Linked DNA regions of Mus musculus: region 1 is linked to region 2. A link is a loop called in an ENCODE intact Hi-C map of the cell type or tissue named here. Cell type or tissue: left cerebral cortex. All regions are shown on one strand. Each heading gives the region's core, and the rest is flanking DNA. Links, peaks and the distances in the headings are about the cores only.

What was found. A loop is a pair of places that touch in the nucleus more often than their neighbours do. Peaks named below come from ENCODE experiments on the same cell type or tissue, not always from the same donor. Only the 100,000 strongest peaks of a DNase experiment are listed, where the experiment ranks them.
Region 1: it touches region 2 in a loop (6-fold over the local background); 4 of 42 quality-filtered maps call a loop at or near these places.

Annotation. Positions count from the first base shown.
Region 1 is chr8:85,593,481-85,601,217 of GRCm38, reverse strand. No RefSeq gene overlaps it. Among named protein-coding and RNA genes, the nearest start is that of Gm51583, 22 kb to the right of the region's middle. In left cerebral cortex, for the core only: no CTCF peak of the experiment used is centred there; a DNase peak (open chromatin) is centred at 3,612.
Region 2 is chr8:86,905,766-86,913,502 of GRCm38, reverse strand. No RefSeq gene overlaps it. Among named protein-coding and RNA genes, the nearest start is that of Gm33391, 12 kb to the left of the region's middle. In left cerebral cortex, for the core only: a CTCF peak has its summit at 4,759 (motif pointing right); a DNase peak (open chromatin) is centred at 4,765.

The DNA of each region.
Region 1 (7,737 bases), core at 1,190-6,189, 1.3 Mb after region 2:
GGTTCACTGTCAAACACAAGCAGGTTTCTATTCCTGCACAAAGCATCATGACCAAGAAACAAGTTGGGGAGGAAAGGGTTTATTCAGCTTACACTTCCATACTGCTGTTCATCACCAAGGAAGTCAGGACTGGAACTCAAGCAGGTCAGGAAGCAGGAGCTGATGCAGAGGCCATGGAGGGATGTTCCTTACTGGCTTGCTTCCCCTGGCTTGCTCAGCCTGCTCTCTTATAGAACCCAAAACTACCAGCCAAGGGATGGCACCTCCCACAATGAGCTGGGTCCTCTCCCCTTGATCACTAGCTGAGAAAAATGCCTTAGATCTGGGTCTCATGGAGGCATTTCTTCAACTGAGGCTCCTTTCTCTGTGATAACTCCAACCTGTGTCAAGTTGGCACATAAAACCAGCCAGTACAGTAGGCAAACCATACCTGGGTATGATGTCTTCCAGAAGCGTCTTTGCCACTACAGTGACAGTCTCCTTTATAGGGTAGGCATCTACCCATCCTGAAAAGGTATCCATAAAAACTAGCAAATACTGTGTTCCTAGTTTTATTTCTGTATAATCTATTTCCCAATTAGCCTCTGGCCATTGACCCCTGATTCTGGTTCCTGGAGCAGTTCCTTGACTGAGGCCTGAGGAGTTCACAGCCTGGCAGGTGGCACAGACTGAGAATACCTGATCAACCATTGTCCTAAGTCAAATATTTTGTACCTTGCCCCTCACAGCAATTCCTTCAGTGTTTGGTTACCAAGTGTGAAGGTTGATGAATCTGATGGATGAGTTGCTTAGCAAACTCCTTAGGTAGGATGGTGCAGGCTTCAGAAGTCAGCAACCACCCATCTCTTCTATAAACTCCTTAGCATTTCGCCTGATGTCATCTGTCTTCAGCAGTATATACCGGGATTTTTGGGGGCACAGGGTAGGGGTGGGAGTGGGGGGCGCTGCAAAGCTACCAGGATGTTGGCAGGGGAAACTTGGGTGGCCTCTCTTGCTGCTTTATCAGCTGGCCTGTTCCCTCAGACTATTTCTGATGTCCCTTTCTGATGCCCGGGCCACCTTGAGAGGAAGACATAATGCCTCCAATAAAACAAGTATTCCTTCCTTATCTTTGATTTTTTTCTTCCTTCAACAGTCAATAATCCCCTCTCTTAGTATATGGACCCATGTATATGAGCAAAGGCATATCTGCTATAAATGTAGATATTAGCTATGCCCCTTTTGCCAGTTTTAAAACCTGGGTTAGCCTTTAGTTCAGCTTTCTAGACTTGAAGTTTCCACTGGCAAAGCAGTTGCCCAAATACCAGAGTCCAAGACCATAACAGCTGCCCCTGCATACCTGATTTCATTCTGGATGAAGCTGCTCCTGTGCATAAAGTAGATCCATTTCCCGTCTGGCCAGGGTATGTCAGTCAAGTCCAGCATGATGTTCTGGCTGTGCCCCAGAACTTGTAGAGCAATCATGCTGCACATCTGAGCACAGGTCAGGTAGCAAGGTGACTAGGTTTATGGCAGATGATGGGTTATATCTTATGCAAGAGGGATTCAAAAGTAGAGCCTGAAACTGCAACAGTCTGGCATTGGACAGCCACCAGCTGTGTGGATTCTTGAGGGTCCCCTCAATAGCATGGTGGGTGGTAACAACAAGTTCCTGCCCCATAGTTATTTTGTCAGCATCCCTGACTAGCTGGGCAGTGGCAGCTATGATCTGGAGGCAGGCTGGCCATCCTTGGGCCATCAGATCCAGCTTCTTAGATAATAAGCCACAGGTCTTTTCCATGGTCCCAAAATTTGGGTGAGCACCCCCTTTGCTATCCCCTTTCTCTGATCCACATACAGGTGGAAAGGTTTGTAAATGTCCCAGAGGGCCAAGGCCACTACCTCCAATGAGGCTCTTCCTAGAGTCTTAAAAGCCATGTCCATCTCCTGGGTCCATTCTATTTTGTCTTTTTTGGCCCTGGGAGGCCTCATATAACACTTTGGCTATCTCAGTGAACCCTGGTACCCAAAGTCTACAAAACCAGGCAGATCCTAGAAATTCCCGTACTTGTCCCAGGGTTGATGGGACTGGGATGCTAAAGATGGTTTACTTCCAAGGCATCTGACAGTATGTGTTGGCTGACCCACCTTGAATATGTACCCCAGATAGGTGACTTCAAGTTGACAAAGCTGGGCCTTCTTAGTTGACGCTCAGTAGCCAAGTTGACTTGAGATGCCAAATCTTTTAAGTTCAGTCTCCATCTTAGAGAACCTGACCTAAGTTTGAACTCAGGTAAACTAACAGGCTGGTACTTAGCAACTTTCTAAGTTGTCCCCCAACAAAACTCAAGCCTAACTCCAGTCTCTAGGCTAATTCCCCAACAAGACCAGCATCTCCAGGTTATTACCCCAATAAATCTGCACCTCTAAGTTACAATCTCACCCCTGGCCTAATGACCACCAATGCAGAGGAGAGCAGAAATTAAAATTTATGGTAAGCCAGACAGTGGTGGTGCATGCCTTGGGAGACAGAGGCAGGTGGATTTCTGAGTTTGAGGTGAGCCTGGTCTACAGAGTTTCAGGATAGCCAGGGCTATACAGAAAAACCCTGTCTCGAAACAAACAAACAAACAAAAAAACAAAAAGAGTTTATGATGTGACTCCCAGCACCAGCCAATTATGTGAAAGGCACAGGAGCTTTCCAATTAGATGCTTGCACACTCACTCCCTGTTTGCTGCTTACTACAAAGCCTTTCCTGGATAGACATTCAGGGCTCCCCCACCACCAAAATTGTCCCACGGTAGTGCATTGGGGGAGGGGGGGAATTAGCTTGAATAGCTAGCTGTGAGTTGCACCAGATTGGCTCCTGTCTGTATTTTGGGGGATCACTGACATTTCCCTGGCACTACTGACTCAGCTCCTGTAACATGTCTCAAGTGGCCTCCTGGCATGTCTCCGAGTTGGGGGGTCCACAATACATACTGGAGCACAGATATTTGGGGGTAGGCCCACCAGTACTCACCAAGCAAGTCCTCATGCATTGCCTCCTCAGAGGTGGTTCTTGAATCCTTGAGGCAAGTGTGTGTCCAAGTCAGTTGTCCCTTGAAGCCCCTCTCCAAGTCTTGCCATTCAAAGGCAAATAGAGGCTGGCTCCTGGGTGCCAGAGGCAGGCCACAAAGCCATTCAGTGGCTGAAGCTTCCAACAGGTGTCAGGGTCAGTTTGGTTCACAAAAGCCATGTTCACAGCTGACTGGTGTTCTCTGGCTTCTGGTCAAAGGTCAAAAGCAGTATAGGTCCTGTAGGCGTCACAAGTCTTTCTAGAATTCCCTGGGGCTCTCATTCTTTCCCTGCATCACCTGACTCACCTTAGATAAACTTGTGGGCCACCTGGCAGCTCTCGGAGGCCACCATCAGAATCTGGTGGTAGACCTGGAGCCTCTCCTTACCTTCAGCAGTGTTAAAATCCCAATCAGGTCGAGTCAAAGGAAAGGCTGCATCCATATCAGCCTGGACTTGAGTGGGCAGCCCGCTTGCTCCTGGAGCCAATTTCCAGGTGGCTCCCACAATCCTCTCTCTCCTCTGTCGTAAAGAGGACCTGGAGCAGTTGCTGACAGACTTCCCAGGTGGGCAGGTGAGTCAGCACGATGGAATCCAGAAGACCTGTGAGGGCTGATTGCATCTAGACCTGTGAGACCAGATGGTCTTTCTAAAAATGGGGAGTTCTGCAACTTCCAATTGTAAAGCTCATTACAGGCAAATGACACATATGTCGTGAACTGCCTCGTGAGCATCTGGGGGTCTCATAGCCCAGAGTGATAAGGCTGTATTAGATTTGGCCCTCTCTCTGGGCATACAGGCCCAAGTGTGAGGTGGACTCCAAGTGGAGTCAGGAGAGGCAGAGGGGCTGCTCCTCCCTCTGCCTATGCTGGCTGGGCAGGGACAGCAGCAGCAGCAGGAGCAGGAACATAAGGAGGGGGACAGAGATTCTCCTCAGGAGCAGAAAGGGAGAGCAAGGGTGGGGCGGAGAAAGAAGGGTGGGGAGCAGCAAGGCCCATAACAAAAAAGTTCTCATCCAAACAGGGGGCTTCTCAACCAGGTATTGCCACATAGTGATATATAGCACTTGGTCCAGGTGGTCCCAAGCCTCATAAACTAAATCATCACCCTGTAAATGGTGGGGAGATGGAAAGCCCCCTCCTCAGGCCATAGGTGGGCCATTCATTCCTGCAAAAGATGGTTAGTTTGTGAGGATGAACAACCAGACCCGGTTTTTGTGACTTGGCAAAAGTCCTTAAAATGGTTCAGAACCAAGCCCAGTAGGATGCTTTGTGCCTGTCCCATTCTAGGAATCAAAGAAAAAATTGTATGTGAGGACAAAAAGCACAAACACGGTACCGTACACACAGACAGACACAGAAGGACAATCCCGGGAAAACAAAAACAAAACAAAAAGCGGTTTCAGGCAGTCTTCCTCCCTGCACATGGGAAGCCCATAGACCCACAGTGGGTTCAGAATCCAGATGAGAACTAGCAAGTTCTCCTGCTTCCAGTAGGAGGCTGGGAGCATCCTCCATTGCCCCTGGCCAGGTGACAAAATAAGTGTCCACTTTGTCCCTTTTGGCCTCTAGATTAAACCCAGAACAGAAACAGATATGGACAAGACCAAAGACAACAGGGTGCCTGGGCTTACCAATCTGAAAAACACTCCACTATTTGGGTCAGGGAGTCTTCAGCAAATCCAGGATGGGCCCTGTACTGGCTGGTTTTGTGTCAACTTGACACAAGCTGGAGTTATCACAGAGAAAGGAGCCTCAGTTGAGGAAATGCCTCCATGAGATCCAACTGTAAGGCATTTTCTCAATTAGTGATCAAGGGGGAAGGGCCCCTTGTGAGTGGTGCCATCCCTGGGCTGGGAGTCTTGGGTTCTATAAGAGAGCAGGCTGAGCAGGCCAGGGGAAGCAAGCCAGTAAGGAACATCCCCCCATGGCCTCTGCATCAGCTCCTGCTTCCTGACCTGCTTGAGTTCCAGTCCTGACTTCCAGTCTCTGATGAACAGCAATGTGGAAGTGTAAGCTGAATAAACTCTTTCCTCCCCAACTTGCTTCTTGGACATGGTGTTTGTGCAAGAATAGAAACCCTGACTAAGACAGGCCCCCAAATGTAAGGGTCAATGATTTCCCAAAGAATGATACCCTGGGCTCAAATAGTATGTAAATGCAAAGAGTGTTTTATTCTGCAGAAGTCCAGCACACTGAGGAACATCTCACATCTACCTGACCCCAGCTTAACTCTGTGTGTGTGTGTCCTTTTTTTCATTCCCTCACTGCCCCAGTCAGGTTTCCAGAACCCAGGGATGCAGGATGTGACATTTCCCAGAATGCTCTCTGCTGCCCAGGAACTAAAGCCAGCCGGGCTGCAGGCTCGTGCCCTCCCTCACTTTGAGACCTTGAGACCTTGAGAAGGCATGAGGTCATCTAAGGTTGCAGGAATAGAGTCCTTTACTGGCCAATTTCAAGAATAAAAAGAAGGAAAAGCAAGAGCTCAGCACTCAGCAGCTTTTATTGAAATCAGAAACACAACAGAGGGGGTGGTACGAGCCGGAGCGGGACACATAGAGCAAAACACACAGAGAAGGACTCCTCGGAATTGGCAGGGAGCCAAAAGTCGCCCTGGAGTTGGGGTTGTATACGGTTGGGGCTGACTGGTTTAAACTAGTGCAGAGATTAGGTAATCCAGAATGGGGGAGGGAAGCTGATTGTTTCTCCCCCATCCCCAAGTCCTGCTTGTTAGGTTTCAAACCTGGGACAAAAGGCTGAGATGCCTATTTAACATATCAGAATTGATCTGGTTGGCAGGTTCTCCCTGCAGTCCCCCAGCACCTACCTGTTACAGGACTGTCCTGCCTGGCATCCCCCACCCCCTACCCTAAACTCTCCAGCCCAGGGGCCTGAGCTGCTCTTCCCTAAATAATCAAAGTATTTTGGTTCTCCCCCCCCCCATCCCCCCCTCCTTTCGTACCTTTGACCTCCTGGCTGCTGCACGTAGTTCCCCCCCTCACCCCCCTGCTCCTTTCCCCTCCCCCTCTTCCCACATGACCTGCTCAGGTCCTGTCCACCCTGGACTCTCCCAGGTGCCCTTGTCTCTAACTATGCACTCCATTTTACCTTTGAGAAACTTCCCCCTCCATCATACCCAGGAGCAGCCACGTTGTCCTTCCTTGTCCTTTGTACTTCCTTTGTTCATTCATCACACAACAGTTCCCTGGAGGAAGAGCACCAAATTTTTGTCTCGGTGAGGAAGAAGAATCATGACGTCAGCCATATTATGTGGTTAAGTGGAGTGTGCACTAATTCTCTAGAGCAGTGGTTCTTGGCCTTCCTAATGCTGCTGCCCTTGTGCTGTGGTGACCCCCAACCATAAAATTATTTCGATGCTTTTTTATAACTCTAATTTTACTGATATTATGACTATTATGGGTTGTAATGTAAATATATGACATATGGTCCCAAAGGGGTCGAGAACCACAGGTTGAGAACTACTGATCTAGAGCCCCTTTTCTTTCTTTCTTTCTTGTCTCCTGCTGGGGCTCCGTCTGACTCTTCCTCTCCCCAAAAGGAACCCTGCTGGCCCACTCTGCCTGTTGGGCCTGAACTATTGTTTCTATAAGTATTGTTCCTGCTTCTGTCCCTATTCCTGTTCCTAACCCGATGCCTAGGGCTACTTTGCTCTACCTGAATAGAAACCATGGATGGGCAAGAGAGTCTTTAGACACTGGTTTGTAACAGCATTCATTTTCATCAGTTGCTTACAGAACGCAGCAATTGGCAGCCTCTACTCCAACAGTCTCTGTGCCATGCATGGGTATCAGGCCCCTAAAGCCCTAGTAGTCAGGGCTACTAGTCAGTCAGTAGTCTGAGACCTTTGGGGCAGCAGAGAGACAGGGATATCACGGAAATAAGGAGAGGGAGAGGAGTCTAGTTGAAGCTTCTCTCCAGCTGAGAACCAAGAATTCCAGACAGTGCTCTTATTATATAGGAATATTTTGAGGAATGTTAAGGAGCTGGAGAGATAGTTCAATAGCTATGAGCTCTTACTGTTCTTAGAAGACCTGAAATTGGCTCCCAGCACCTACACGGAGGTTAAGAACACCCTGTAACTTCAGTTATAGGGGATCTGGTGAGCACCAGGCACGCATGCAGTTCACAAACATACATGTAAGTAAAAGTAAGAATAAACTCTTTCAAAGGCTGTTGACGTCATGCTTATCTAAGGTTATTTGTCCTTTCTCCCTTCCCAGCTGTAAACCTCAGTTTTCTAGAGGTCTTCTAAGAAACCTCACTTACAGTAAGAGGCATGTCTTAACACTCTTGTGTAACCTTTGTGGTACATTGACCAGAAAGCAGTCTAAAGCATGTCCAGAACCAGCCTATAATCTAACTTACTGGAAAACCAGGGAGGAAGAAGTAGGAGGAGAAAAAGAGCATCTAGCAACCCTTAAAGGTGTAGCTTATAAGCCACTGAAATGGTATAGACAGCTACAGCTAAAACAAGCTCTTAAGAAGCCCACACCCATGCTTGGTTGAGGACTGACTGTCCTTTCTGCGTCCCTCTTTATTAGCTCCCACGCTTAAACCTGAGTTTAAAACCTCTTCCTGGTCAACTTTAACAGCTTCGTACTGACTCATCCTGAAGTCCTCTTGCAGTCAGAGTCAAGAGCCCTGGGTTTACTGGAGTGGAGAAATCTGATAAGATCTTAA
Region 2 (7,737 bases), core at 1,843-6,842:
ACAAAAAATGATGGACTGGGTGTTAGATGTATTTTGTACTTTATAAATTACAGAATGGTAATAATTATACTCAGTTTATATTTGAGAGAAAAATGGGTTTTTGTTGTTGTTGTTGTTGTTGTTGTTTGGACATAAAAGGTGAGATGTGGTAGAACCTTCCCCTAATGAATAAAGATCTCAAGGTACCAATCACTGACTGAGAAGGGGGCGGGACTTCCAGGTTGGAGAGAGGAAGAGAGGAGGCAGGAGAAAGGAACTTCCTTTTGGACAGCAGAGAACATGGCGACACAATGTAGGTAGACAGATGCCTATCCCTGCATATACACACGTGTGCTGAGGGAAGCATCAGCTCCTGCATCTCAGCCCCGTATTGATGTCCAATATGGATTTTTTCCTTCAACTATCACATGACCATTCCATCTCTGTCATGGAACAGAGACAACTTTGGCCACAGCTGTAGCAACAAAATAAGTTTTGAATATGACTAAGCTTGCCCCAAAGGTGGGCTGCTATCCCCTCAAGTAATCTGTGAACATTTCTCTCCTGCAAGAAAGTATTCTGGGAAGAGAAAGATGGCTTAGTGGGTACAAGAGCTTATATCACCTGATTGCCTTAACTTGGTTAGAATCCCTGGAGCCCATGTAGGATCTGAGAGATGGCTCAGTGGATTGAGTGTGATTGATATTCTGTCTGAGGCCTTGTGAGTTTGGTTCCCAGCTATCGATATCAGGCAGTACACAACTGTGTGTAACTCCAGCTCTAGGTGTGTGATGACCTCTGCTGGCCTCTGTGGTCACCAGCATACATAACACACACACACACACACACACACACACACATACATACATAACACACACACACACACACACACGTATGTACATGTACACGCATGTGTTAAGTAAAGTATAATATAAAACTTTAGGTGGTTCATCAGATTGAGAGTATATTTCTCATGGTAATGATGGCCCGACTGTCTGGCAGCCTCAGTGATAAACTGTCTCTAACTAAAGGTCAGCCTGGGACTGAGAAGATAGCTTAGTAGATTAAGGCTCCTGCCACTAAGCCTGAGTTTAATCCCCAAGACCCACCTGTTGAAAGAAGTGGTTCCTGAAAGTTACTCATGGACCCCTCACTGGTGCTCACAATAAATAAGTAGATAGAGCCGGGCGTGGTGGCACACGCCTTTAATCCCAGCATTTGGGAAAGCAGAGGCAGGTGGATTTCTGAGTTGGAGGCCAGCCTGGTCTACAGAGTGATTTCCAGGACAGCCAGGGCTACACAGAGAAACCCTGTCTCAATTTACCCCTGAGGTGCTTTCTGATGAAATGGGAAACAACTTAATTCAGTGACGGTATTGAAAGGCACCTGGAGTTGCAGGGGACACTGAGGTACATTCTTCCCTTTGTTAAGAGGTTTTCTTAGAAGAGTTTTATCACAAAATAGCATGGAATGGTCCTTAAGGAGAGTCCAGGCCCCAATTCCACAGACAAGGGGTATGGTAGAGGCTCTGAGGAGAGTCCAGGCTATGACGTAGAGTGGCAGAGGGGGAGGTTCCCTTCTTATAAATGAACTAAGCCACTTCAGGGTTAGAATGTGGGGAACCTTATATGTCTGATTTATGCAGACACTTTGTAAAGAGGCCATACAATCAGAATCTGGCCACAGACCAGCTGAGCTAGAGTCTGGCAATGTTTTCTAGTGAGCTCTGGAGTTGGTATAAGAAAAGCAAGGTGCTCTGGAGTTGACATAGAAAAGTCAGGTTCTCACGGGAGGCCCTCAAGTCAAGTTTCAAGGACCTGATCGGGCACACATGATGTATCATCTGCTGCAGGATTAGTTTAGAGAGCCACAGCTACCAGTGACCTGAGGCAAAAGAGCCAGTCCCATGCCACCAGCTCTAATGGCATAAAGGATAAGTGACTGGATCCTGAAATGACCCCAAGTTTGGGTTAAAACTCCCAATGACTAGCTGTTGCTCATTAACATACGGAGAAAAGGGCTTGGTGCTATCAGAGAGAGGCAATGCTGGGACAGAAGTGCCTGCTTGTTTTAGGTCTCAACCTAAACCTCTGCTATTGCAGAGTCTGATCAAAGAGCCCTGAAGTGGAAGTTTCCGGTTTTGTCATGTGATGCAGACTCACATGGTGTTTTGCTGAGGCAAGATGCGTGGAAGAACATGTGATGTTTGAAGAGAGTATAAATAGGACTCAACTGACAGTGAAGGTACACTTTGCAACGCTCTGTTGGTCTTGCATCTTTTCTGCTCTTCGCTTCATTGAGAGGGACACAGCAGAGAACTCCTCCTGGTGTTCCGGCTGGTGGTCCTGTTTGCTTCTACTGTTTCGTGCCGATTTGCAGGAGTCCTGGAAGTTTCTGGTGGATGTGCCCCTCCTGCTGATTCATGCTTGGTATCCGGACACTACTGAACTGGACTGCTGGTATCCTAACAAAGATTGGAATCACCCCTCAAATAACTACTTCTAAACAGGTCCGTCACAGGATTTTCCCTGTCCAATCACATTAATGCAGAGGAGGTCTATGATTGGACAGAGAAAAGGGAGGTGGAGCAAAGAGTTGCAGACAGAGACAGAGACAGAGAGGCAGAGAGGTCTCATAAGGAGAGAGAACCTGTATGGAGGCCAACGTGGTGTTATCAAAAGATTAGAATAATGGGTTAAAGCTTTATCATTATCAATTGGCTCTGAAATTATTTTACTGACATTGTGTAAATTGTGTTATTGATACATAAATCTGATTGGCTAATTAAGCATTAAAAGTCTTGATTCGCCGGGTGTGGTGGCGCACGCCTTTAATCCCAGCACATGGGAGGCAGAGGCAGGCGGATTTCTGAGTTCGAGGCCAGCCTGGTCTACAGAGTGAGTTCCAGGACAGCCAGGGCTACACAGAGAAACCCTGTCTCAAAAAACCAAAAAAAAAAGAAAAAGAAAAAAAAAGTCTTGATTCTACTGGGTAATTGAGATGTTTGTGGGGCATTGCTTGGAAGAAAGAGGAACTCGGGTCCCCCATCCTAGAGACGGCTGGGCGGGAGCCCTGTGGCCTCGCAGAGCTGGAAAGTTGGCAGCGGCAGTGGCAGCAGCGGCAGGAGTGCAGGAGCATGGCCTGACCCTGCTGAGAGTTGGAGGGCTCATTTTTAAATATTTCCTGCAACACAGGTCCACATCCCCTTGTCCTACTTACCATCTTTTCTCCTCTACCTTTGGGCAGTGGGCTTGAAGGGAGATTGAAGCATCTGAGAACCCTTATTAAAAGTAGGCTTTGAAAAATTTAAGCCTACAGAGCACTTCTTCTGATCCCCCTCAATGCAATCATGCTGAAAAAAAATGGAGGTACCCTAAGGAGCTATCTGTGCCCTTCCTTTAAGTCTCAGACTATTGAAACAACAGACCTTTCTAAATTGGGATTTCTCCAGGAGTGTCCTGCTAGAGAAGAAAAAAAATGAGGATCCTGATGCCAGCCGAAGTGGAAGCTTCTCTTACACTGTTCTGACAAGATCTTAAGTGGCCCAGGATGGTCTCAAATTTGCTGTATTGCCAAGACTGACCACGAACCTCTGATCCTCCTCTCTCCGCCACCCCAATGCTAGACTCACGGGCACATGCCGCCATGTCCAGCTTTATGTGGTGTTAGGCATCAGACACAGAGCCTTGTACATGTGAGGGGTGTTAGATCAAAATCAAAGGGGCAACATGAAATAACAAGAAGCCAGCAGGCATCTCCAGAAGCTGGATTCTTTAATCAGCACAACTGAGGGCCACAGCCTCTCTGTGGAAGTGACAGCTGTGTACCTGGGGGTGGAGGGCATTTGGGAGTTGAATAGGGTGGAATGGGGTTGGGATGGAAGTTGCCACCAAGTCAGTTCCCCTGCAGGCTCAAAGCAGTAGATCCCAGCAGAGGCTGCTACTCAACAAAACTCCCTAACAGCCCAGGTATCAAGTCAGCTTTCCCGGCCTGAGTTTCTCCGGCCACCTGAGGCTTTGGGGTCCTTAGTCCTTCATTCTAGCAACTAAACTACATCTCCAGCCTTAAAAAGCTAAGTTTGGAAGAGTCAGGGCAGTATTCAGATCTGGAGTGGGCCACAGATGTATGGGCTACAGGTGGATACGGTATCTGTGGGTCATGCATTGTCTGCATCAGTTACTCAGGTTGTGGATTCAGTTGTAGCCCAAAAAATGGACTATGCCATTTAAACCAGACTTTGGGCTTTCCAAGCTCTTCATTGAGTCCTGCAAGGAGCCTATAAGATACTATAAGGCGAAGAGGCCAATATCACCATCCTGTCATCTGTAAACTCAGAAAAGTAGCATGAGTTACTGAGGGTAAAAAGAGGGGCTGGTGCCTAGACTCAGCTCTCTGTCTCCCACCTGGGGCACATTGCCTACGAAGAAATAAAATTATGTGAGTCTAAGAAGAGTCTAAAACTGGGGGTTCTGCCCCACTTGAAACAGATGTAACATAGAAAATGATTGCAATTGTGAACCTAAGAGCAAGCTACCGAAGGTTCCCATTCTGTGTCTGGTCTCTGTTCTTTGTATGACCATGAAGAAATTGCTTAATCTCTCAACCGCAAGTCTCTTAAGAGCCTTAAAATGGAGCCATGGCAGCAACTATGCTGTACTCTACTTAGAGACTTTAGTAAACTAGCCCATCCATGAGGAATGTTCAGCAAGCTCCTACATAAATAAGAGAACCAGTTAATACGATCCAGGATCCAGCCTTTCACCATAGTAATGCTGACCTCTGGCCACACGGTGGCACTGTTGCCTCTGTTACCTTTCCAGTTCACTAAAGCTTCTTTTTTCAAAATACCAAGTTGGGCAAGGACAAGAAAGACTCAGATTTAAATAGAAGAAAGAAACAAGACAGCTAGGTACTACAAGCCCGGAACAAGACCCTCCTCACCACCTCAAATATACTGACGCTCAGACGACTTAGATGGCTCAGGTCATAAAAATACTTGTCTCATAAGCGGACAAACTGAATTCAGTCTCTAGAATCCACACAGGAAAGAACCAACTCCACAGAGCTATCCCCTGCCCTACACACACACACACACACACACACACACACACACACACACACACACCATATGCAGATAAAATAATAATAAATAAATAAATAAATATTTTAAATGCCAAAACGGGAACCAGCTGTGGCGGCGCACACCAGTAACCCCCAGCACTTGGCAATAAGCATCATGATAAGGCAAGAGCATCATGAGTTAGAGGCCAGCCTAAGCTATGCAGAGAGTTCCTATCTCAAAAATAACTACTACAGGACTGGGGAGATGGCTCAGTGGGTAAGAGCATTGACTGCTCTTCCGAAGGTCCTGAGTTCAAATCCCAGCAACCACATGGTGGCTCACAACCACCCATAATGAGATCTGACACCCTCTTCTGGTGCGTCTGAATTCAGCTACAGTGTATTTATGTATTATAATAATAATAAATAAATCTTTGGGCAGGAGCAAGCAGGGGCTGAGTGAGCGGGATGGACCCGAGAAAGCAGAGGTCCTAAAAATTGAATTCCCAACACCCACATGAAGGCTCACAACCATCTGTACAGCTACAGTGTACTCATATACATAAAATAAATAAATAAATCTTAAAAAAAAAAAAAACCTACTACAGGGGCTGAAGAGGCGCCTGGTGGTTACGGGCATTTGCTGCTCCTGCAGCGGAACCAGATTTGCTTTCCCAGCATCCGCGTGGCTGCTTCCAACCTTCCTTAACTACAGTTCCAGGGGTTCCAGTGTTCACGTCTGTCCCCCACGAGCACCAAACATGCATGCGGCACATACACAGATAGAGAGGTGGATATTGATTTATAAAGAGTGAGAGACCCACCCATTGCCTAGCAAACGCATGTTCCTGGGTTTACTGTAAGAACACATCAATTTGCCTTCACAATAACCCAGGAAATTGCCCCTGTTTTGGGTAAGAAACAAGCACATTTAGTAACTGTCCCAGGGTTGTAATGAGTACTTATTTACAAAATCAGACCCCAAACACAATACAGTTCCATTGGCCTGCAGGTTACTGTTGTACATTGAAGTAAACCCCATAGAGCTTTCTCCCCTACCTTTCTAAGCAAAAGAAGAAAGGCCACTGAGGTGGCATAGGAGACTGGCAAGGGGAAGGTTCTAGCATGGGAGACTGGCAAGGGGAAGGTTCTAGAGTCAACTTGCCTATATCAGCAATCTGCCATTCAGTTGCTGTGTGACTCAAATGAGTTGTTTAATCGTTCTCTTCATCTCAAAACTAAGAAGAAAGGCATGGGACACATCTGTAATCTCAACGTGCAGAAAACTGAGGCAAGATGGTTGTAAGTTCAAAGCCAACCTGGACTACAGAGTGAGACCCTGTACTGGCTAGTTTTGTGTCAACTTGACACAGCTGGAGTTATCCCAGAGAAAGGAGAAGTGTAAGCCGAATAAGCCCTTTCCTCTCCAACTTGCTTCTTGATCATGATGTTTGTGTAGGAATAGAAACCCTGACTAAGACAAATTGGTACCAGGAGTGGGGTATTCCTGTGACAACTTGACCTTGTTTTGGGGAGGACTGTGGAAGGACTTTGGAACTTTGGGCCAGAAGATCCATTTGGTGTTAAGAGCTCTGTCAGATGTTGTGTAGGAGCTTGGAAGATAATGTTGAGAACAGTGCAGAAGATGGAGGCCTGGCTTGTGAAATTTCAGAGGGAAGATTAAAGACTTTTATCAGGGCCATTGCTATTTTGATTGTGAAGATTCTGTGGTTCTGGTTAGCTGGGGCTGAAGAATCAGCTGTGATTAACAAGATACCAGAACTACTAAAGAGAAAACTTTGCATTACTGGGACTGTTGATGCTGGTTAGCTGGAGCTAAGAAATTAGCTGTGATTAAGAAGAGACCAGCATCATTGAGGTGTCATCTTCTGGGAAGTGTTTTCTGAGTGCACAAAGAGGGTGTGTTCCGGAGATAGCCAAAGTTGTACCTCGTGCAGCAGCAGGACTTGTTAATGTGTAAGAGTCAGCCAGGTGGTACTGGTTTTGAAGAGGTTATGCAGAGCAGCTGAATCTCGGCACTGTGACGGGCCATGGAAGGCCGTTGATGAAGGTGCAGCCTCAGCTGCAATTGATGGCCCAGGACTGAAGGGGTCATGCAGTATTTTGGAAATGCCAGGACCATGAATGACCACCAAGAGCAGCAGCAGCAGTGAAGTACAGGTATCTGGAGCCTGGAGGAAAAGCTGTGTGCTACAAAAGACAGGGCTGGAGAAGTGACCCAAGCCCTTGGAGGAGCCCAGAAGATCATGAATTGGATCCCAGACATTGGACAGTTGGAGTTTAATTTTTGCTTTTGATTGTGACTATGCCCTGATATTTTTCCCTCTTGAAGGAAGAAATTATTTTAGTGGAGCTCACAGTTAAGAGACTTTCAATTGTAAAAAGACTTTGGGTTGTTTTTTTTTGTTTTGTTTTGTTTTTTTTAGTTTTTCCAGACAGGGTTTCTCTGTGTAGTCCTGGCTGTCCGGGAACTCACTTTGTAGACCAGGCTGGCCTCGAACTCAGAAATCCGCCTGCCTCTGCCTCCAAAGTGCTGGGATTAAAGGCGTGCGCCACTATGCCCGGCTTGACTTTGGGTTTTAAAAGAAATGGATATTTTAAAGAGATTGAAATTTTAAAGTTATTTAGATCTTGGGGATGAATAAGAATGTAAGGGTTGAGACTTACTAGTGATGT